Regions from separate parts of the Homo sapiens genome. Here region 2 is linked to region 1. Evidence: chromatin contacts called from ENCODE Hi-C data. All regions are on one chromosome and are shown on one strand. The core of a region is the stretch at or near the end of the contact, and the rest is flanking DNA. Distances in the headings are between cores, read along the strand shown. Region 1 overlaps INCR1 (interferon stimulated noncoding RNA 1). Region 2 has its middle 37 kb from the start of MIR101-2.

Region 1 (3,949 bases), core at 1,450-3,949:
GTTTCCTTATCTGTGAAATGTGGGGGATGATGTTGGATTTCTGTTCCAGCTCTACTATCCCAAGGTTTTATGTTGTCTCATCCAGAGAACAGAATAGTTAATACAATGACTTGAGAGTTTCTTTCTTTGCTTTAATCATGTTGATTACACTCCCAGCAAAGAAAATGAAAGCTGATGAGATCTATCTACATCACCAAGTATCAGAGTTTATATAATTCATGCTAATTTCTGTAAACTCTCCCTGTAGATGAAACATGCAGTTAGCAGTGAAGTTGAAGCAAGAAATGCTATATCAAGAGCACATGAACTGTCTTTGTTTGAGGCAGATCATGTGAAGTTGATACCGAGATGACTTTCTCACGTGTGACTGGTGACACTGGAAAGAGGAGGAAGGAAATTTTTTGACTTAAGAGACTCTTTATGCTAAATGAACAGGAAAACTCCCCTTCCTCCCTTGAGTAACATGAATCTTACTTGCCACCAGGCCTTTCCAGATGGGGAGTGAACAAGGCTTCATTGGCAAATAGCCAGCTTCTTCCATGGACCTAAGGGGGTTGTTAGAGAATATGCTTTATTGATGTGGCATTTAATTACAGAAGTAGGTATTTTGAGGGAGGAGGGTGAGTAGGAGGAATCAATGTAATTTTTCAACTGGAGAAATAGATTGCTGGATGAGACAGTCATGTGTATTAGAGGTATGGACTCTGGAGACAGACTGCTGTGCTCTTAGCCTGGCTTTGCTACTTACAAGCTCTGTGACTTCGGGCAAATTACTCTCTGTGCCTTATATGTAAACTGGGGACAATAATGGTATCTAGCTCATAGGAGGATTATGTTATAAAGATTAAATAAGTTAGTATTTATAAAGCACATAGAATAGTGCCTGACACATGGTAAGAACTTTACAAAAAGTGTTTGTTGTTGTTGCTGTTATTTTTACATGCCAAGGCACACATATTGACTCAAACTTAGATATTTAAATCAAACTTCAGAACTCAGCTTTAAAGCAGTTCCATACCATATGGTAATAAATTCATCTGCCCGTTATGTGGTTATCAGAGTTAGTTAGATCACTGCAGATTTCTTCTGAGAACCAGGTAAAGAGGTTAAGAAAGAGGAGCTATGTAAGAAGGAAAATGTTGTGGACAGCCAGAAGAAATGTCTTATAACTGGTATTGTAAGTAAGAAATTTTCCAGCCAAACTTTTTCAAAAAAATGATACTGAATTACTTGATAAATCATGTTCTGGGGTTTCTCTAACTTCTCCAGGTGGATTGGAGTAGGTGTGTGTCTATACACCACCAGTATCAAGTGCTTTCAGCTTTCCTCCAAGATGTAGAAACATCAAACAAGTGCATCAAAACTTTTCAATCTATTTTTAAAAATCTAGTCATGTGAGATTATGAAGTGTGAACTCTCATTCATTTAAAGTAATTACCAATTTTTACATATATCCTTAATTTTTATTTTGACATGTAAGATTTCTGGATTTTTTTACTTGTCTTGTTCCCCTGGTCCACAGAGTATAAGAGTATAGCTTGCATTTGGTTCACCTGGTGAATATATGAACACAGTTTTTCATGTGTTGATTTTCTCTAAGATTTGAAAAACTATAGCAAGATTATCTGTAAGATTGTGCCTAGTTGGTGACATTTGGAGGGATCCTTCTTTTTTGAACTCTTTTATGCTTTCTAAATTTTTCAAAAATGAACATGCATTTTAAACAATTGAAATCTGAAAAAAATTAATGTTTGCTATTTGGCTTATATTCTTTTTCTTTTTCTTTTGGTTTATTTTGGCTTATTTTCTTTAAAAAGGAAAATAAATTAACTAGCTTGACTGCCTTCCAGAAATAACCCAGGGAATAAATACATGAAGTCAGTATTTTTTTATTGCCTTAAAAAGAAAAATTTTGCAATTACCCAATTCAGTTTTTTTGTCCCCCCAACACAGGGTTTCACTCTGTTCCCCAGGCTGGAGTATAGTAGTGTGATCATGGCTCACTGCAGCCTCAACCACCCAGGCTCAAGCAATCTTCCCGCCTCAGCCTCCTGAGTAGCAGGGACTATAGGTGTGACCACCATGCCGGCTAATTTTTATCTTTTCAGAGATGAGGGTTTGTGTTGTCCAGGGTAGTCTTGAACCCTTGGGCTCAAGTGATCCTCCTGCCTCGGCCTCCCAAAGTTCTGGGATTACAAGCGTGAGTCACCATGCCTGGCCCCAAATCTTGACTCTAGCATAGGTCCTTGGGTGGTCATCAGTGTTAAATTTCATGATGTGTCAGAAAGACCTTATCTCTATTCTTTTCGAAAATGATTCCACATCACTCTGAGCAAGTCTGGTCCTAGATAAGTAGACAATCTCTTAGATGAAAAGATCCAAGATACTAGGCCCAAAGTGCTGTCAAACAGCTTCCCAGCTGTTTGCTATACTGGACCTGAGGCTATGGAGATCTAGGATTAAATTCTTCAAAGAGAAAAATGGAAATTTGGAAATTTGGATATCTTACCATACTCTGTTTTCTCTATGTGTGAATGTATTTAATTTAGGCTTTGCTTTTTCTCTCTGTGTGAATACGTTTAATTTATGTTTTGTTTTGAATGATATTTCATCCTGAAGTCACGTGATAACATGCAGTATTCAAGATTCTCAGTTCCCCTTACTGCAAAACCACAGTTGCATCTTCAGAAACTGACCTAAATGAGAACAAGGTGATGTAAGAAGACAAAACCTGGATTGAGGTTTTGCAAGATATTAGCAAGTTTCTCAGAGGAATCTCTTTTACAGTCCCAGAGTGAAATTCTGGATATTTTAGCCAAGAATTATTGGCCCCTTGCACTTCCTTATTTTACCAAGGCCCTTGACAGCTGAAAACTCCCTGCAAATCCAGTACCTACTACATTTCACACAGCATCCCACAGTCCCAGAGAGGTGCAAGTGGCTAAGTCTTGATCCCAACTCCTGGAAGCTTACAGTCTTGTCAGAGAGACAGTTACATGGCAACAACTGAGGAATTCTTGAAAAGCAGATCAGGGCTGGGCACTGTGGCTCATGCCTATAGTCCCAGCACTTTGGAAGGCTGAGGCAGAAGGATTGCTTGAGTCCAGGAGTTCGAGGCCAGCCTGGGCAATATAGTGAGACCTTGTCTCAAAAAAAGAAAAAAAGAAAAGCAATCAAATCAGCCCCATTGAAAAGATTGTATCAAGATTGCCTATCCATTTGGGTTTCCAAATTCAGCCTAAAACAAAAACTGTATCACTCTACCCACAATACTGCTGATACCAAACGTATTTTGTTTTTCCACACCAACAACCAGTTCTCCAGCTCTCCAGACACCAGCTGGATGTCCTTCAATTCAATTCACTCACTTCTGACCCTGTCTACCTGGGATCAGCATCAGACCCCACAGGTTAAGGGCTCTGTTCCACAAGACTTCTCCCACTTCAGATGTCAGTCACAAATGGTGAGTCCCAGGTTACTCACGCTTCTGTCAAACTTGGCTACAAGTTGGGCATTCCCAAGACCCCTTCCTTACATTCAATAATTTGCTATAATGGCTCATAGAACTCAGATGCTTTAACTTAACATTTACTGGTTTATTGTAAAGGATACAGATGAACAACCAGATGAACAAGTACACAGAGCAAGGTCCGGAAGGGCCGCCACTCCCCTTAGAGTTGGGGTGCATCACCCTCCTGGCATGTGAATGTGTTCACCAACCCAGAAGTTCTCCAAGCCTCGTACATAGTTTAGGGATTTTTATGGGTGAGCAAGAACTCAGAGTAAGAACTCACCACCGAGAGGATGGCACTAAGACATTCATGAGGGTTCTACTCCTATGATCCAAACACCTCCCACCCAGGCCCCACCTCAAACACGGGGGATTACATCTCAACGAGATTTGGAGGGGACAAACATCCAAACCATATCACCAGGCAACTGTTAGAAT
Region 2 (4,206 bases), core at 294-2,793, 710 kb after region 1:
GAACTCCCAATCTCAGGTGATCCTCCCACCTCGGCCTCCCAAAGTGCTGGGATTACAGGTGTGAGGCACCGTACCTGGCTTGAACTTGGTTTTTGTAAGCTAGCCTGTCAAGCTAAAAACCACCTATCATTGTGATGGTCAAATGTATTCTAAATTCAAAATCACCTCCTTAGACGAGAAATGTTAGGATATAACATGTTCATGAGTTGGGAGTCTCCTATAATACCCAGTCAATAAATATTTACTGAGTGCTTACCAGGTACTGAAGATCCAATGGAGAATATGAAACATCTCCATCCTCAAAGCTTAATGAATGTATTTGCATTTCTAAGGTCACTCAGAAGTGCAGAAAATAGGTTGAAGGGAAACAAGATTGAAGTCAGGAGCCCATCTATCAGGCAGCTACAGAAATACAAGGAAAGACTTGGTCCTTAATGAGCAAGACTCTAGCCTTTTGCATTTTTCAGCAGAACTGGTATTTGACTAAGCAGGATAATGAACACTCTTTGCTTCCAGATTTATAATGGATAATTGGCTTGGTTTTAAAATCTCCACCAACTCCTGTCAGTCTTTGATTGAGGACTGCTCCCTCTATAGCAGGAGTAGCCAGAGAAAGCCCCTAGGGAGAACATTCAGGGGTTGGCAGTCCGATATTCTGTCCTGCACTGAAGTGCTAAGGGCAAGATGAGATGATTAGAGCACTGACCATATCTGTTGCCTCTGACTGGGGCAGGCAATGACTTCTAGGATCTCTCTACAGGTTATAAGAAGACAATGGAGCCAGGGGCACTGTCTCAGGCCCATCCACTGGACACCTCCACCAGCCATTTCTAACCCTCTACCTAAGTATTCCACATTGTTCTAATGACCTACATTTTGAGAAACACAGCTCTAGTCCCTTGCATAGCATCTAGCAAACAAACATTGGTGAAAGAGTGGGCACGTAGTTTAATTGTGAAGCAAACATTTGTTTACATTTTATATCCCATCTGTCTCTCTTCATTTCAGTTTTAATTTTTTCTTCTGTTAGCACTTACCCTTCTACGCTTTAAGGGGTCTTGCTCCTTTCAGTGTGTTATCATTTAGCCATCCTTCCTCTAGGTCCTAAACTCCCCCAACTTATCATTGATACTTTGATTCAACTTCGCAAAGACTTCCTGAGGTCCTACCATATGTAAAACCCCTGTAGTGCTGTGGGGGCCACAAAGATGACTAGAGGGAACACGTCCTTCCTTCAAAGATGACTAGGGGTAACATAGACCCTTTTGACCTTTTCTGGCTCCACCAAAATTTTCTCTAATCCTCTTAATTCCCTGGCTCTCCCTAGCTCTGCCCTCTCCAGTTACCTATTGCCTCTGAAACATAAACTTACTAGCAATGGTAGATTGTTACATTAATGGCTCCAAATGAATCCTGCACCAAATGAATCATGCCATTCCCTAGGATAGTTGCTTCCCACATTGAAGCTGAGCTTGGCCATGTGCCTTGTTTTGGCAGGGAGGCGTTAGCAAACGTGACACAAGTGGAGGCTTGAAAAGCACTTGTGCTTTGCAGCTTTTTCTTGGAATACTGCCACTGCCATGAAGGGAAGGCTGGTCTAGACTCCTTAAGAATGAAAGATCATGGAAAGAAAGGTCCTGCTGCCCCGGCCATCCCAGCTTCACCCAGCATCCAGTGGACCTGGCTGCTGAACGTAGTGACATGAGACAGCCCAGGTAAGACTAAAAAAAGAACAGTTCCTGGACCAATCTGAGGGTTGGGCTGCTATTTCTCATGGCCCAATAATGAGATGCAGATGAACTGGGGAAGAAGAGAGCTTTTACTTCTGTAACCAGTTACAGAGAGAAGGCCTGGAAATTATTTCCAGACCAACTCAAAATTACAAAGTTTTCCAGAGCTTATATACCTTCTAAACTATATGTCTATGTGTAAGTGCGCATTCATCTAAAGACATAAGTGATTAACTTCTTTTAATCTACAACTATGATCTGAGTCCTGAAAACCTTCCTCTGGAGCCTCAGTACATTTACTTAATCTAAATGGGTCCAGGTGCTGGGGTGATTACCCTTATCTTGTCTCCTGCTAAATCATGGAGGTTTGGGGAGTTCCTTCAGGCCTCCAGTAAACTTGTTTGTGGAGATCTGGGGAGTTTCTTCAGACCCACAATAAAACTTGTTTAATCCCAAACGGGTCCTGTTAAGAATTCCTTTGTTATTTTGTCACGCCTTAAGGCCCAGAAAAGGCCTAGGCAAAACTCTTGCTGGGCTTTTGTTACATCCCAGCCTTCGTATAAGGGCACTGGCTTTTAATATTTAACTTAACCACTCAGTCAGTACTGAAAGAGTTGTTAGTGAGACCTGGCCTGCCACAGAATCACCCGGCCAGGACGACAGAATCTTAAGAAATCATTGATGTTGAAACCAAAGTTTGGTTATTTTGTTATGCTTCAATTGACAACTGAAACATATGTCTTATCTTCAAGGCCCTCCTTCTGACATCTACTGTCCAAGTAGGAAAAGCATGGGCTCTTGAATCCACGCTCTGGCGTCAAAGCCTTCTTGGTTATGTGGCTTTGGGCAATAAGCTTCAATTCTCTGTGTTAGAGCAGTGTTTCTCAACATGTGGTCCACCTGCATCAGAATTAGCTGGATGTTTGTTTAAAAAATACAGACTTAAGCAGTTATTTTTATAATAGCTCCAAACTGGAAATGATATGAACATTCATCAACTGGTGAGAGGATATGATATATTCATACAATGGAATACAACTCAGCATTAAAAAAAGGACTGATTTTTTTTTTTTTCATGAGACCAAGTCTCACTCTATCACCCAGGCTGGAGTGCAGTGGCCCCATCTCAGCTCACTGCAGCCTCCGCCTCCTGGGTTCAAGTGATACTCCTGCCTCAGCCTCCCAAGTAGCTGGGACCACAGGTGTGCACCACCATGCCCGGCTAAGGACTGAACTATTGATACATGTAATAGCATGGCTGACTTAGTAGTTTGAGCAAAAGGAGTCAGACACAAAAGGTGATATATTGTATGGTTTTATTTATTTAAAGTCCTAGAAGAGGCAATACTGACTCGTGATCATCAGACAAAACAAATTGGTAGAATCAGAACATCGCCTCTGAGCAGGAGACAGGAGAGACTAACCAGAAAGAGGCAGGAAGGAACTTGCTAGCATGATGGAAATGTTCTGTATCTTGACTGGGATATATTTACGTGAGCATTTGCAAAACTTGTCAAACTGTATGCTTAAAATCTGTGCATGTTTATATGAAAATTATACCCCCATTTAAAAAACAGATTATAGAAAACATACAGATTTGGGCTTGCCCTGTGTGCGCTGGATACTTAAATTGGCTCTTTCTTTTTTTTTTCTTTTTTGAGATAGGGTCTCGCTGTCACCCAGACTGGAGTGCAGTGGCGCGATCACGGCTCACTGCAGCCTCGATCTCAAGCGATCCTCCTGCCTCAGCCTCCTGAGGAGCTGGGACCACAGGCACAGGACACCACGCCTAGCTAATTTTTTTTGTATTTTTTGTAGAGATGATGGTCTCGCCCTGTTGTCCAGGCTGGTCTCAAACTCCTGGGCTCAAGTAATCTTCCCTCCTCAGCCTCCCATAGTGCTGGTTTTACATGTGTAAGCCATTGCACCTGGCCTAAATTGGCTGTTTCATCTCCTGGGTGGAGAGGTTGGAAAGCTGGGAATACATTTCCCAGGTCCCCTTGCAGCTAGGCTTGTGGGTGTGAATTGATTCTGCCAGTTAGGGGTGCTCACGTGAGACTTGGGAAAGTGGAAAGAAGGCAACACGACTTTGTCATCTTTTCACAGACCTTCAGGACAATAAATGAGCTCTGGCAAATGGGAACCACTCTCTGCGAGAGGGTAGGGGTGACAATGACAACAGTGACAGCCTAATAGACAATAGTGACAGAATGACAAAGATTTCCTATTATGTTTTCCCACAGCTCTCTGTACTTTTTCCTTAGAATCACTTTCACAGTTACAGTTGAATAATGTGTAATTTGTGAGGTGCCGTGGCTCACGCCTGCAATCCCAGCACTTTGGGAGGCCAAGGTGGGAGGATCACCTGAGGCCAGGAGTTCAAGACTAGCCTGACCAACATGGTGAAAGCCCGTCTCTACTAAAAATACAAAATTTAGCCAGGCATGGTGGCAGGTGCCTGTAATCCCAGCTACTT

Evidence for each region. A loop is a pair of places that touch in the nucleus more often than their neighbours do. Pooled maps may share reads with other maps.
Region 2: a map of GM12878 shows a loop between it and region 1 (6-fold over the local background). The contact joins two enhancer-like sites. A Hi-C loop is called at or near these places in 1 of 168 maps with a recorded cell type or tissue (GM12878), 2 of 37 single-sample maps with no recorded cell type and 2 of 50 pooled maps.

Annotation. Positions count from the first base shown.
Region 1 is chr9:5,592,846-5,596,794 of GRCh38, reverse strand. The region is part of intron 1 of INCR1 (interferon stimulated noncoding RNA 1); the gene reads left to right. Among named protein-coding and RNA genes, the nearest start is that of RIC1, 34 kb to the left of the region's middle. RefSeq lists an enhancer at 2,524-2,643. Within about 2 kb of position 2,699, at least 3 of the 41 ENCODE cell types and tissues checked have a DNase peak (open chromatin) inside an H3K27ac peak, as active enhancers do.
Region 2 is chr9:4,885,093-4,889,298 of GRCh38, reverse strand. No RefSeq gene overlaps it. Among named protein-coding and RNA genes, the nearest start is that of MIR101-2, 37 kb to the right of the region's middle. Within about 2 kb of position 1,543, at least 2 of the 41 ENCODE cell types and tissues checked have a DNase peak (open chromatin) inside an H3K27ac peak, as active enhancers do.